2 separate regions of the Homo sapiens genome follow, and region 2 is linked to region 1. Evidence: chromatin contacts called from ENCODE Hi-C or POLR2A ChIA-PET data. All regions are on one chromosome and are shown on one strand. Each heading gives the region's core, a stretch centred on a gene start or an enhancer-like site at or near the end of the contact. The rest is flanking DNA. Distances are from core to core; before and after follow the strand shown. Region 1 holds the start of CENPU (centromere protein U). Region 2 holds the start of UFSP2 (UFM1 specific peptidase 2).

Region 1 (7,851 bases), core at 1-2,500:
AGCAAAACTCCAACTCAAAAAAAAAAAAAAAAAAAAAAAAAGAACTTACTCATGTAACCAAATAGCACCTGCACCCCAATAATTTATGGAAAAATAAAATAAATAAAAAATAAAAGCAATAGCTTTAGTAAGAAAGGGCACTTGCAGCATACCTACCAAATATCATATAAAGTTTAGAAACATACAATAATCAATACATTATTTGGGGCTATATCAAGGTAGAAAACCACAGGAATGATACACATAAAATCAGAAGAGTGGTTATTCTTTGGAGGAGGAGGATACCATTCAGAGGGGTACCCAAGAGTTATATATAAAAATGATCCATATCCCCATGTAGTGCTGGTTACACGGATGTTTGTTTTTATCTTTACATTACACGTTATATTCTTTCATATGCATGAAACGTAATATTTTTGTCGTAGTAAAATATACATAACAAAATTTAGCATTTTAACCGTTTTTAACTTTACAGTATTGTGGCATTAAGTACCTTCACCTTGTGCATCCATCCACCACTATTTCCAGAACGTTTTCATCATCCCAAACTGCTTTTGGTATCATATCCAAGAAATCATACCAAGTCCAATGTTATGAAGTTTTTGCTCTGTTTTCTTCTAAGAGTTTTAATTTTAGCCTTTATAGTTAGGTCTTTGATTCATTTTGCGTTAATTTTTATACGCGGTGTAAGGTAAGGGTTCAATTACATTCTTCTGCATTACACATTTTTAAACACAAACAAAATAAAAGAACAAAAGGAACCCTGTCCATTTACAAATGAAGGTATTGGGATAGCGGTAAAGTAACATGCTAAGCTCAGACAGCTGATAAAGGCAGCAGGGGCTGGAAGCCAAATCCTGTAGGCCTGGAAAGACGACTGCGGCCTCAGCGACAACAGCTGCGAACACGGGTCTCCACCCACCCTCTTACCTGCCCACGACTCAGGGACACTAGCTCCTCCCCTTTCCCCACCCCACAAGGGGCCGTCCCACGTGGCTCCCGGGCTTTCTGGCGCCGGAAAACTGGCGATGCGGGTGGGCGCGAAAGCCCGGAAAACTTTGGCATGTTTTGGACCGTAGGTAACTGGTTGTGCGGCATGGACTCCAGCTCCGTTGCGCTGTAATAACCAGACCCAGTTTTCCCTCACGCTCCAGGCCAGGGAGGAGCCCGGGGGCCGCTCAGGAAGTCCTGCGCACGCGCGCGTGCTCGGCCCGGATTGGCTGTTCGGAGCGGCGAGGGGCTTGGCGGGAGCTTCCAGTCGCTCGAGAGCGGAGAGCGGCACCATGGCCCCGCGGGGGCGGCGGCGGCCGCGGCCTCACAGGTCTGAGGGGTAAGTACTGCCGACCCTCGGGAGCGCGGGGCCGGAGACCAGCTTGAACTGCTTCCTCGCCTGCCGTGGTTTGCGCCTCCCGGCGCTGTTGGTGCTCCACTGTGGAGGTCGCCCGAGTGGCCAATCGCCCGGGTCCCCGGCTTCCTCCTCAGTCTAGTGGGGATAACAGTGATCCCACCTGCACGGGCCTGTCGGGGCCTAACACTGCCTGGCGGGTGGGAGAGACGTCAGCCAGTGTCGTGTCGTTTTGTGGGGAGGGGGAGTGCCGTCCAAAGTAGTGAGTCTCAAAGTGCTAGCTTGAAAGCAAAATATTCAGCAAATACGTATTGCCTGCGGTTTGCCAGACTTTGTTAGTGGAGTTTTATTCTCTGACTGGGAATCAGTTTTCTTATTTTGAAGACCCTGGTGTTTTCTTACTGCAAACCACAGACCGTAAACTGGAGCATAAATCCGGCTGGGGGACCGAGCTGCCGCTTGCGGTTCTCCAGGATGGCTCGAGCGGTTTTTGTTTACCAAAGAAAGCGAGCGTTTGGTCGGTTGCAAAACGCGCTCTAGAATGCTGGTCGCTGATTCGTTGGCGAATGGCCATCCAAGGCCCGGCCTGGATCTGGCGGGAAGGGTCTCGGCTTGCTGCAGACGGTGCACAAAGCCATACGCCAAGACGATCTGAAGAGAACAGGAGTTCCCCCGGGCCTGGGAAGGCTGCCTGGAGGAGGAGGTGCTGGTAGATGCGGGGTTAGGGTGGAAAAGCTGGAGCAGGACACCGCAGGTGGGTGGGGAAACCGAGACCAGACTTCTGTGGCCAGTGGAGGAGAATGAAGACTCCCCCAGTGCAAAAAAGGATTAGAAGAGAATGTCAGCCTTCAATGTCAGCTGAAAAGAGTTTATCTGAAAGGCTAGTGGTTTTTGTTGTCTTTTTTTATTTTTATCTTTTAACATTTTTGGGTTTGAGACTCATGAAATCTGTTCATGCCTCCTCCCAAAACACACTTACGCACATACAACAGAATTTTTTTTTTTTTTTTTTTTTGAGACGGAGTCTCACTCTGTGGCCCAGGCTGGAGTGCAGTGGCGCAATCTCCGCCTCCCAGGTTCAAGCGATTTTCCTGCCTCAGACTCCAGAGGAGCTGGGATTACAGGCGCTCGCCCCCACGTCCAGCTAATTTTTGTATTTTTAGTAAAGACGGGGTTTCACCATGTTGGCCAGGATGGTCTTGATTTCCTCACCTCGTGATCCGCCCTCCTGGGGTTCCCAAAGCGCTGAGATTACAGGCATGAGCCACCGCGCCTGGCCCAGAAATTTTACCTGTGGGTTGTCACAGAGGTTTCTGTCTCTCAGAAGCCCCACCTTGACTCCAGCGTAAGGCAAGGAGGAACCTTGACTTTTTTTCCCCCCCAAGAAAGGACAAGACAGCTCAAAGAGTTTAGGTTAAGAAGTTTATGTGGTCTAGTGTGTAGCTGGGTTTCTGTTACCTGGCTATGTGACCCTTGATAAGTCACTTAAATTTTCTGAATCCCGGAATCATCATCTATAAAATTGCCATAAAACCAATACTTGTCTTACCTGCTTCCTTAGGTTTCATGAATTAAATAAATAAATCGTGAACTTGTTAGAAATGCAGAATCCCAGACCTCACCCCAGAGGGACTGAATCAGACACTCCTGGGGTGGTGCCAAGCAACCTGTTCAACAAGCCCTCTTGAGAATTTTGATGACACTCAAGTCTGGGAACCACCGCTCTGAACAGTTTTCTAACTTTTTTTTTTTAACTGTGATTCACAGTAATGATGTTTTACATCACACTTAGTACACGTGTGCACACATCCACACATAAAACAAAAGGCTTGTGAACATAGTATATCCAGTGCAATGCTTCATTTTATATTTTCCTTTTTTATTGTTTGTTTTTTTAAAAATGCTGGCCTGGCAATCTTAAAAGACATTATAGGACAATTGATGTGATTTGGGTATGGACTGTAGATTAGATTATGGTATCAGTGTTAAATTTCTTGATTTTAGAAATTGTACCATGAATATGCAGTATAATGCCCTCTTAGGAAAGACATATTGTAGTATTTAGGGGTGGAAGTGCACAGTATCTCCAGACACACACACACACACACACACACACAGAGCACATGAGTAAAGGGCATACAGAAGGTCCTTGTGCTATGTTTGCAACTTTTCTGTGAGCTTGAAATTATATCAGATAAAAGGATACTAAAACATTGGTTTAGACTAAGCTGATTTTGCTGTCTACAAATGAGAAAAATATGGCTGCAATCTGCATGGCATATTTTAAAGTCTAATTATGTACTGTATTCTCCTGGAGTATCCCCCCCGTACCCTTGTACGATGCCTGGTTGGTGGAGGATAGTCTGTACATATTCACTGACTGCTGGCACTATTATTAGTAATAATGATATATAATCCTGCCACTGTTATTTCCCGTTTTTATTCTTGTCACCATTGTTACATTTGTTTTCTTGAAGCTTGTTGAAGATATATATACAACTTTATCATTTGAAGCTGTGGTCCAACTGAGAGAGTGTCAAGGGAGGTCGAGGGCAGGCCCTGGATTTGAACTGATGTAAATTTTAATGCAGGCTTGTCTCCCTCCTGGCTCCGTGTTGCTGTGGGCAAGCACACATCTGTAACATGGGATTCACTTCTACCTTATAGGACTGTTAGAATTAAATGAGAAAAGGACGTAGGAGAGCCAGGCACCGGATGGAGCAGGTGTCGGGGCTTAGCGTTAGCCTACCTCCCCTTTGTTCAGCTGTGCAGAGAAAGTCAATCACTGCTGATTGATTAAGGCCTCAGGGAAAAAGTTAACAGCAGGATTCCAACTTTTCCATGTCCCTGAGGGGGAGAGGTATGTTATTTTATACATTGGTGATAGGATTTGACCTATAAAAAATAAATTTGTGGAATATGGGTTCTTGTTTTTTTTTTTGGTAAAAATGCGCGGAAAGGGTCATAACTATGGTGTTTCCTCAGTTATTTTAACTATTTCCTAACTCTTGTGTTTTTTTGCTGTTTAATAGCGCAAGACGTTCAAAGAACACTTTAGAAAGAACACATTCCATGAAAGATGTAAGTTACCTTTTTGTGTTGTGGTTTTCTCAAAATTGACAGTACAAAATAACATTTTTTGGGTACCTCAGTTTTGTAGACTTCACTTGGCAAGTTCAATGTTTATTGTAGTGAAAAAGTGTGTTCATTTTCCTCACACTTTTTCCGGTATAGTGGATAAAATGACTTTTGTTAATGTTTTAGAATTTCCTTTATTTCTGAGCCGAGTTTGGTTTTATTTTCGTTTAGATAATTGACTTCATGTAAAAATTGTACAGTGCTGTAAGCTTTTTTCACTTAAAGCCATTTCTCCTCATTGTACTTTTCAAGAATTGTTTTATGATTTCATGATACTCCACTTAGTTCACATTACAGGTTTACTTTTCTTTAGAGTCTTAGAATAAATGTATGTTAAAGGCATGTGCATTTCTTTAACGTTCTTGATAGCTAATTCCAGTTTTTTTTTCCAGTGGCTTGTGTGATTGACATTGTAATCTCACATTAACAGTGTATGACAGTGCCAGGCACCCCGGAAGGAGTTCCTTCTGCTTGTTCTGCCCTGGGCTTTCTCTGTCCTGCATAGTCCTTAACCCCAGCCTGCAGACGATAGCTCTCTTCCCCTCTGGGAAACCCTGGGATCCCCCTGCAGGGTTTTGCTCAGCGCTCTGCTCCCACCCCGGCATTACTTCACGGGTTCTTTGGGTGGATTTCTCTCAGCTGTCCTGCCTTGCCCCTGCCATTGGTAGCCAAAGTACAGTGTGCCTCGGAGGGATTTCTCTAAGCTCCAGCCTTAGCTGGAAGCCCAGAGTGCCTGGAATGGATTCAGCTTTCCTGTCCTTCCCTCTGCAAGGCAGTCCCTGGTGGAGGCCCCCTATGCCTTGGGAGGGGCTGGAAGACCTGCCAGCTCTCTCCACATTCCACCCCCAAGCACTCCAGGAATGATTCTTTCACTGGGGGCATCTGAATGGTCAAGTTTTTATATGGTTTGCCAATTTTATTTGACCTCCTTTATACCTTCCAGAATTTTCTTATTTTTGTATCTGTTAATAGTACCCTTCCACATTTTCTGGAACTACCATGAAAGTTTTTCTCATTTTATGTATGTTTTCATGTTTCATTAGATTTGGGGTAGCAGACTTCATGGGTGTATCAGTATATTGAACTCTAAACCCTGGTGTCCTTTAGTCAGGAGTTTTTACACATGTGTACCCTTAAAACTGTTTATGAACTTTTGGGTATATGGGCATATTTCCGGAGACAGGACCCATCACTTTCCCTAGGTCAGAGGTTTAGGCAAACTGGCCCATGGGCCAAATCTAGCCTGCCACCTGTTTTTGTATATCCCTGCAAGCTAAGAATGGTTTTTACCTTTTTTAATGGTTGAAATAAAATAAAAAGACTATGTCATAATATGTGAACATGATATGAAATTCAAATTGCAGTGTTCAAAAGTCAAATTGTATTGGAACACAGCCATGCTCATTCTTTTCTGTGTGGTTACTGTCTGCATTCATGTGACAGTGGCTGAGTTAGTAGTCAAAACAGAAACCTTACGGCCTGCAAAGCCTAAAAGAATTTACTTTCTTGTCCTTTATAGAAAAAGTTTGCCAATCCATGCCTTAGGTTATCAAAAAATTCTATGTCCCCAAAAAGTGTTAGCTTGCTTCTTTCTTTTTATTTTAACTGAAACATTGTAATTGTACACATTTGTGGGGTCTGATTTGATCTTGCCATACATGTCTATGTTGTATAATGACCCAATCAGGGTAGGTAGTGAATCCATCACCCCATGCATAAGGATTGCTTCCTTAGGCAGCAGTGATTACAAGAATATTCTTGCTGTATAAATCAACCTATTGTTCTTTGTGAGAGCCAACTCAATGACTCAACTTTATTCACTTTTAGAAAGCTGGTCAAAAGTGCAAGCCTATTGACGTGTTCGACTTTCCTGATAATTCTGATGTCTCAAGCATTGGCAGGCTGGGTGAAAATGAGAAAGATGAAGAAACTTATGAGACCTTTGGTTAGTACTTTAAATCTTTATCCTAACATAACTCTAAAGCAACAACATTTAGGCCAGATATAATAAAAAATAGAAGTATCTTCAAATATAAAAATTAGTTGCCTGCATGTAAATATAATGTTCTCTGGGGAGTACTTGATAATTTGAATTAATTTTCCTCACTTACGGGTACATTGAAACTAAGAACATTATCAAAGCGGCACTCGTCTAGTAGTATTCATTAACAATCTGGTCACATGAGGACGCTTACTATAGTACTCTGTAATAAGGGGAACATAGCATACATTTCTCACTTCACTCTACCATTTGATAGAGCCATTAATTTAGGGAGGAGAAGAGTATGGGTAATTTTCCTTTGTCCTAAACTCATGGAGGCAGGGGATGCTTCGGGAGAGCCAGTGGGAGAGCTTCACCTGTGTTCCTTGGAGTGTGAGGTAAAAGGCCAGTACCAGGCTGGCCAGGAGTGTGTGAGTTGTCAGGGTGGGCTGCTTGTGTCACTGGGCACTCCAGAAGCCAGAAATGACAGAGAAAATGCCATGTGTCCCCACATCTAGAACTGCAGTAGTCAGGCATTTTTGCTGGAATAAGTTTTAAGAGAATTTTGAAGGCTTTTGGTTTAATTTTTTGTTTAAAGAAAATATTATACATTTTATAAGGTGAAATGTATTCACCAGAATAATGTCTTTTATTATGACTTGATAAAAATGTCCTATTTGTCTAAAATCTAAATCTAAAAGATCTGAACCTAAAACCCCATAATTTTAAAAATGGAAATGAATTCACATACCATAAAATTCACCCTTTTAAGGTGTACATGTCATTGGTTTTTAATTTATTCACAAGGTTGTACAACCGTCTGCATTATCTAATTCCAGAAAATTGTTATCCTGTAGAGAACCCTGTACCCATGAGTGGTCACTCCCTCTTCCCCCTTCCTTCAAGCCCCTGGCAGCCATGAATCTCCTTCCTGTCTCTACAGATTTGCCATTTCTGGACATATCAGTGGAATCCTAGACTCTGGTCCTTTGTGACTGGCTTCTTTTACTTAGTTTTCAGGGTTTGTCCATGTTGTAACGTGTATCTACCTCATTCCTGTAAGTTTTTATAGCTCAGTGATACTCCATTGTTTGGATATACCGCAGCTTGTTACCCATTTATCAGTTACATTTGGGTGGTTTCTATTTTTTGGCCACTGTGAATAATACTGCTGTGAACATTTGTGTAAGAGTTTTTGTGTGGACTTTTTTCACTTCTCTTGGGCATATAGTGGGAGCAGAATTGCTGAGTCCTATGGTAATTCTATTTTTAACTTTTTGAGGAACTGTTTTACAAAGCGGCTGCACCACTTTACAATTCCATGGCAGTATATGAGAGTTCCCGTTTCTGCACACCTTCACCAAAACTTACTGAGTTTTTTATTCTA
Region 2 (7,851 bases), core at 3,079-5,578, 690 kb before region 1:
AGAAGTAATTGGATATCCAAAAATTGAACTGAGACATTTAAATATTTATGTATATTAGCTCTTTTTATTATTTATGACTTTTGTAAAAATCCCTCAGCCATTCACTTAGCATTTCATTTCTCAGGAAGGTAACAATGGATGGCCTTCTTGGACGCAAATGTAAATGCTGTTTGCATAGGGGAGTGTCCCATCTAACCAAAATATTCTGGGAGAAAACTGCCAGGCACCTTTGAAAAGAAATCAAATTACCTATGAGGACAATAAATTAGGATAGAATACCCTAATAAAACGAGATTCCTATTCTCATAAAATCACCTTCTTGCTGGGTGCTGTGGCTCATGCCTCTTAACCCCAGCACTACGGCACGCTGAGTGGGGAGGGTCTCTTGAGGTCAAGAGTTCAAGACCAGCCTGGGCAACATAGTGAGAGCTCCCCCGCCCTACTCCACAAAGTATTTAAAAATTAGCTGGGCATGGTAGTGTGTGCCTGTAGACTCAGGAGGCTGAAGATGGGAGGAACCCTTGAGCCCAGGAGTTTGAGACTGCAGTGAGCTATAATCAGGCCACTGGCACTCCAGCCTGGGTAACAAAGATCCTGTTTCTAAATAAATAAATAAATGATATCGCTTAACTTCATTGAAATTTTACACGTTAACAAACTTTAGAACTAAATGCTTTAAAATATAAACCATTAAAAAATCATTTGACTTAAATATTAAATTCTAAATTTTATATAGAAAATACCCACTATTCGTCCATAGAGAAAAGCAAATATACTTACGATTAAATTGTGACACATATTTATCACCCACAGTAATATATTCCATCTCACTAAAGAGGCCAATCCTTTCCATGTCCGTTTTTCCTCCTTCCGCAGGCATGGTGGCGTCTGGTGGTGGTACTCTCTATACCGCTAACTTCAAAAGTTTCCCTAGGGTCACGTGTTTTATAGCAAAGTCCTACTTTACATTGAAAATAAAAATAAAGGGGAAAAGTTTAGAAAAAAGTGGTTACTAATTTCCAGTTCTAATTACTTTCAGTCTGAGAGTTTAAGGTTTACTACAAAACAATAGCCTCATACTCCATGGGGAAAGAACCTACTCTGCGGGGTGGGGGAGAATACTGGGATTCAAAATTCTCCAGATGAGCCCTCCCCCTTGACTCTCCGTATGAAGTGCTCACAAATTACAAAGGAATGTACAAGATCTCATCGATTACACTGCCATTTATCTGTTGGAAATGATAAAATTATTACTGTACGGTGTATTATAAACAAATCCTTCTTTTGAGAAGTTCAGGGTAGATTTTAAAATCATAATTATATAAGGCAGACATTTTTACAGTTTAAATACAATGATTTCAGCATCCTGCATTGTCCCTTATGTTGAAAATATAACAGCTTTTCAGGATGTACAACACATTGAGGTATTACCCTACAACTCTTGAGGTTTTTTTCAAGTTTAAATAAACATAATAAGTGTGTCACTGGCAAAATTATAAAGGGAATGGGGAAGAGAACAATTATTTAGGCAAGATAAAAACGAGAACAAAAACAAAAATTCTACAATGAATTCTGAGTATTTGTTAACAGGTATACTTCAACTCTGAGCTTTCTTTGGAAATGACCACTTCAAACAAAGGTGAAATATTAAACATGCAACTCTTTATTTAGAAATTAATTGTTTTAAGACAGAGTCTCTTTTTTTTTTGTTGTTGTTGTTGTTTTTTTTTTTTTTAGACAGTCCCAGGCTGGAGTGCAGTGGCATGTTCTTGGCTCACTATAACCTCCGCCTCCCAGGTTCAAGCGATTCTCCTGCCTCAGCCACCTGAGTAGCTGGATTACAGACACGCGCCACCATGCCCAGCTGTTTTTGTATTTTTAGTAGAGACAGGGTTTAACTATGTTGGCCAGGCTGGTCTCGAACTCCTGGCCTCAAGTGATCCACCCACCTCGGCCTCCCAAAGCGCTGGGATTACAGGCATGAGCCACCGCGCCCGGCCAGAAATTAATTTCTAATAGTAGACATGTTATTTTTAAAAAGGAAGAGGCCCAAGGAGCTAAGAATACTTACCTCTATCCCATTCTAAAGTTTTTAAAGCACCAATTATGAGCTAAGCACTGGGCATACATAAGTGAAGAAAACAAACATTGGGTTAGTCCTCACAGTTTGTAATCCAAAGTAAGAACCATTTTTTTTTTTTTTTTGAGACAGAGTTTCGCTCTTGTAGCCCAGGATGGAGTGCAATAGCGCGATCTCGGCTCACTGCAACCTCCGCTTCCCAGGTTCAAGCGATTCTTCTGCCTCAGCCTCCCAAGTAGCTGGGATTACAGGCGTCTGCCACCACGCCCAGCTAACTTTGTATTTTTTAGTAGAGACGGGGTTTCACCATGTTGGCCAGGCTGGTCTTGAACTCCTGACCTCAGGTGATCCACCTGCCTCGGCTTCCCAAAGTGCTGGGATTACAGGAGTGGGCCACCGCGCCCGGCTGGTAAGAACCTTTTACCTTAAATTTATTTATTTCTTTGCTTATTAAGATGGAGTCTCGCTCTGTCGCCCAGGCTGGAATGCAGAGGCGCTATCTCAGCTCACTGCAACCTCCGCCTCCTGGGTTCAAGGAATTCTCCTGCCGCAGCCTCCCAGGTAGCTGGGACTACGGGCACCTGCCACCACGCCCGGCTGATTTTTGTATTTTTAGTAGAAACGGGGTTTCACCATGTTGGTCAGGCTGGTCTCAAACTCCTGACCTCAAGTGATTCACCTGCCTCGGCCTCCTAAAGTGCTGGGATTTCAGGCGTGAGCCACCGCGCCCGGCCTTTTACCTTAAATTTAAAGCAAGCTGTTTGAGTGCCTCTCTGCAAGCCTGCCTGAAACTGGCTCACCTGAGCATGAATCATTGCTAATACGTAACACCAAAGGGGCAAGTGAAGATTCATTTTAAACTGAAACATAACTAAATACAACGCCCTTCCCCACATCCTACCTCTTCCATTAATCAGAGATGCTTTAAAACCAAACTTCAGTCAAGATTTAGTACTTTCATTTACCTTATATTTCAAAGCTCCACGGCACAAGGGCAGGAGCTGAGACAGGTTCCTCCCTCTCACGGTATCCCCGCATCTGCGCAGCTCCCGGCACACAAGCGAGCCAGGGAGGAGGGAGGGAAGAAATTCTTGCCTAGAACTTTCCCATCACTTAACTTTTTTCTTATTAATTTTTTTTTTTTTTTGAGACGGAGTCTCTCTCTGTTGCCCAGGCTAGGAGTGCAGTGGAGCTGTCTTGGCTCTCTGCAGCCTCCGCCTCCCGGGTTCAAGCGATTCTCCTGTCTCAGCCTCCCGAGTAGCTGGGACTACAAGCACCCGCCACCATGCCCGGCTATTTTTTTTTTTTTTTTTTTTTTTTTTTTTTTTTTTTGGTATTTTTAGTAGAGACAGGGGTTTCACCATTTTGCCCAGGCTGGCCTCGAACTCGTGAGCGCAGGTGATGCGTCTGCCTTGGCCTCCCAAAGTGCTGGGATTACAGGCGTCAGCCACCGCGCCCGGCCCGCCACTACTTAACTCTTATTGAGCAACATTTACAAAATTATTCATTCACTTATTTAACAGATATTCTGCAATCCCCTTCGGGGCAAGCTTGCTGGTAGAAACTAGAAACAGATTTAAGAAGGCATAGATGCTGCCCGCAAGGAGCTTACAATCTATTAGACAAGAAAATAGAGCATAGCCGAATTATGGCACGTTCCCTTGCAAAAGGTACGGATGGAGCGTCAGGAGAGGTGAAGAAGGGGCAGAAAACTGGAGGAGGTGATGAGGAGTCTGTTTCCCAGAGAGGAAACGGAGGCTGGGAGGTGGCAGGTATCTAAGGGGCAACACCTGGCGTCCGCGAGGACCAAGTCACCTTTCTTGAGGACACCCACTCCGACAGCCGAGATCAGGTTGCCCCAGCTCGTCCAGGTTGCCCCAGCTTGTCCACGTTAACTGCGCTGCGGGAGCGGCGAGGGTTCCCAAGCGCGCGACACGCCTGGGCTGCGCAGCGCCTCTGCACGTTCCACCACAGCTGGCGTTTATTGTGTGATGTGTTGCCCCGGGTACGGGAGAATCCATTCCAAGCACGCTGTGGGAGGATACGAGGAGATTCGAATCCGCATCGAAGAACACACAGAAGGATGTGTGAGCTTCTGTAGGACAGAAAAGACTTAACTAATAGAATTTACCAAACATAAGTCTTCGGCTACCCGCCCCGCCTCGCCGTCCGCGAGGGACTGCGGTGTGGTACGCTCCGTGACGTCATGCCGCCGAGCATGTCGGGAGTTGTAGTTGGTCCGCCCGGGCCCCGCCCCTGGGCCGTGCGGTGACACCACTTCAGGGCCGGCCCCCGGAACTTTTGGGCAGGCGTCAGCGCCCGTGTCACCGCCACGTCGCGGACATGGTGAGTATCTCTGCTCGTCACCGACCCCTGTGTTTTTCCCCGGACTTTGGCAGCCGCCACGAGCGGGCTTCACAGCGCCTGAAAGGAGCTGGTCCTGCCGGGGTCCAAGATGGCAGCTGCGAGCTGCGTGGGCAGGGCGGCTCTCCAGTTCGCCTGTCTCCGCGCTGGGCCGGGGGGAAAGTGCCCTACACAAGTGTGCACCCCGCCTCGGCCACCTTGGACACGCACCCCCTGCTACTTCTCTGTGTGAAAGTATTTTGAGAGACTTCGGCGTTTTTGAAGCCTTGCAAGAAGGGCTTAACCTGGGACAGGCGCAACTTTCTTCGGATATTATATTCCCCTAGTTCCCGTGGTATTTCCCTCCCCTGGTTTCTCTCCTGTCTCATTGCTCAGCAAGGTTCTCCAATCCCTATCCTAAATGGTGGTGCTCTTCAGGGACGCTTTACACCCTATGCGTTCTCCTAAAATTTTATCTCTAAGTTAGACCTTTCTTCTGAGCTCCAGACCCACAAATCTGCTAACCGTGCCTCCACTTGGATAGCTCATATGTATTTCAAGCTCAGCAAGTTCCAAACTGAGCATTTCCACTTCCCCACAGCCCACACCTGCTCTTCCTCCAGGAACCCCCAACTCTGTAGATGGCACCACCATACATCCTGTTGTGCCTGCCCAAAACCTGGAAATCATCCTTGACATCTCCCTCTTCTCAACTCCCCGACATGCAGTCAATAATCAAGTCCTATAGATGCTACTTCTAAATGTCTGTCTGTTGTCACTGTCGCCACTCTTACCATCCTTGGCCTTGAGATCTATCCATCTGGGGTAGTCACCTAAGTGGTCTTTTAAGCAGATCTTCACTCATCGATGGCCCTGCCTGGAATGGGCTATTGCACCTTCACTCACCCTTCAGATCTCAGCCTCAGTATTATTTCTTCAGAGAGTATCTCAGCTAATTCGGAAGTCTAGGAAGACTAGTGCTTTTATGAATGATGTCTTGTGGAATCTTCATAACAACCCTGGGAAGTTGTGTATTTTTCCAGTTTTACAGAAGAGAAACAGACTTAAGTGATAAGTTAAATTGTGTAAAATTGTACAGTAAGTAGCAGAGTTAAAATTTGTTCTTTCCTGTCTAACTTTTATCTTCAGTATCTTTAAATATTTTTTATTTAAATGGGTACATACTAGTTTGTTTGGTAGTATTCTTTATTTAACTGATTTCTTATTAATAGCTATTTAAGTGGTTTCCATTTATTTTTCTGTGATGAACAACGGTAGAATAAATGGACAACATGAAGCTAAATTTGTCCTGAACTTTCTTGATTGTTTCCTTAGAATAAATTCTCAGAAGTAGAATTGGGACAAAGGGTATATGATCTTTCAAAAGATTACAATTTTAGAATAAATAAAAACAGTGACCCTTATAGAAATGTGACAAAGGATTTGTAAAATGAGAAAAACTGTATTGGTACCTATTTAATACTGTTCTGAGGATTGGAGTAAGTATGTATGTTTAGCATAGTGCCTTTTACATGTTTTTGTTTTATTTTATTTTGTTTTTTGGAGACAAGATCTTGCTCTGTTGCTTAGGCTGGAGTGCAGTGGTGTGATCATGGCTCACTGTAGCATTGACCTCCCCGGCCCAAGCAGTCCTCCCACCTTAACCTCCCGAGTAGCTGGACTACAGGTGCAGACCACCACACTCAGCTAATTTTTTTTTTTTTTTTTGGTAGAGATGGGGGTCTTCCTATGTTGCCCAGTCTGGTCTCTAACTCCTGGGCTCAAAGTGATCCTCCTGCCTCTGCCTCCCAAAGTGTTGGGATTACAGGCGTGAGCCACTGCACCCTGCCTGTGTTTTACATTTGAAGAGCTCAGTAAATGTTAGTACTTATTCATTTATTTCAAAATAGGGGTCTTAGTGTGTACTATGGTTCTTCAGCCTGTTTGAGAGATATGTTTTGAGAGTCTCATGAAATTTTTGAAACCTCTTCCCAAAAGAAATCTCCCGCTCTCTTTCTCCCTTCCTGTCTCTTTCTCTCGTGTGTGTGTGTGTGTATATATGTATGTATATATGTATGAATATGTGTATCTGTGTGTGTATATATGTGTACACAAACAATGATACATGTCATTTGTGATATATCATCAACTACCTGAAACAGTATATGGATCCAAGTAAAGAACTGATTAGTTCCATTTTGCAAGTGCTCTTTTCCCTTTATAAGTTGTAAGCATTGTCCTGTGCCTTTTAATTTTCAGCAAAAACATGATTTTTTTATGGCTATATGATATTCCTATTTTTTTTAACCAATCTATTGTTGGCAGTTAGGTTAATATCCATGTACCCGAATCTTTGTGTGTTTTTCAGATTTTTCTTAGACTAAGTCTGAGATTCTAAATGCATATCACTAGATCAAGCCTATGAATATAAACCTTTGATTCTTACTGCCATATTCTCTGAAGGATTCCACCAGTTGATATCCCACCCTCAGTATGAGTTTCCTCTCATTGTCTTGACTCCCTGGTATTATATTAGGTTCAGTGCCTTGTCACATTCTTAAACTAGTTCTTTACTGTTGATGTTTTATTGTCATTGTTAAACCTGTCAAGATTATAATTTGGAAAGATTGTCTTAAAGCAGTAGTTCTCAACCATTCACATTAGAATCACTGGCATGGGGGCATAGGATACTTTTAAATATCCCTGTGCCAGCTGGGCGCGGTGGCTCACGCCTGCAATCCCAGCACTTTGGGAGGCCGAGACAGGCGGATCACTTGAGGCCAGGAGTTCAAGACCAGCCTGGCCAATATTCTGAGATCCCGTCCTTACTAAAAATACAAAAATTAGCCAGGCGTGGTGGTGTATGCCTGTAATCTCAGCTACATGGGAGGCTGAGGCAGGAGAATCTCTTACACCCAGGAGGCGGAGGTTGCAGTGAGCTGAGATTGTGCCACTGCACTCCAGCTGTGTGACAGAGTGAGACCCTGTCTCCAAACAAAAAACCAAAATCCCTGTGCCTAGGCCTTAGACCAGTTAATCAGAATCTCTGGGGGTACAGCCCAGGCCTCAGTATTTCAAGCTCCCCAGGTGATTTCAGTATAGAACAAAGGTTGAGAACCCCTGATTTAAAATTTTGGGGTTGCTTTTGTTTTTGTTTTTTCTATAAAACAAGGAATTAACTCATGAAATAATTTGAAGAATCAAGGTTAATTAATGTCTTAACACTAAACTTAGATTCTAATTTATATGAATATGAGTTTGTTTTGTTTTACAAGGGAGTTTGTCTTTATCTTTATTTGTTCTAGGTGATTTCAGAAAGTATGGATATACTCTTCAGAATAAGAGGAGGCCTTGATTTGGCTTTTCAGCTAGCTACTCCTAATGGTAGGTCTTCTGAAAAATTCTTTTTTATTAGAAAATTGATAGTG

Evidence for each region. Hi-C counts contacts between places; a loop is a spot of excess contacts on that map. ChIA-PET counts read pairs that join two places held with the same protein, here RNA polymerase II (POLR2A). Pooled maps may share reads with other maps.
Region 2: a map of CD4-positive, alpha-beta T cell shows a loop between it and region 1 (8-fold over the local background). The contact joins the promoter of UFSP2 here to the promoter of CENPU in region 1. A Hi-C loop is called at or near these places in 2 of 168 maps with a recorded cell type or tissue (CD4-positive, alpha-beta T cell and naive thymus-derived CD4-positive, alpha-beta T cell), 1 of 37 single-sample maps with no recorded cell type and 12 of 50 pooled maps. POLR2A ChIA-PET finds 5 or more read pairs at or near these places in 1 of 52 experiments (WTC11).

What each region holds. Positions count from the first base shown.
Region 1 is chr4:184,727,495-184,735,345 of GRCh38, reverse strand. CENPU (centromere protein U) reads left to right here and starts at 1,250. Exons shown (of 13, transcript NM_024629.4): 1 at 1,250-1,330; 2 at 4,378-4,426; 3 at 6,311-6,428. The coding sequence starts at 1,284. RefSeq lists a silencer at 1,244-1,303 and enhancers at 1,674-1,793, 944-1,810.
Region 2 is chr4:185,422,441-185,430,291 of GRCh38, reverse strand. It overlaps UFSP2 (UFM1 specific peptidase 2), which reads left to right and starts at 4,328. Exons shown (of 12, transcript NM_018359.5): 1 at 4,328-4,426; 2 at 7,729-7,807. The coding sequence starts at 4,424. CFAP96 (cilia and flagella associated protein 96) reads right to left here and starts at 4,038. Exons shown (of 8, transcript NM_001114357.3): 1 at 3,896-4,038; 2 at 781-958. The coding sequence starts at 880. RefSeq lists enhancers at 4,025-4,384, 4,455-4,564.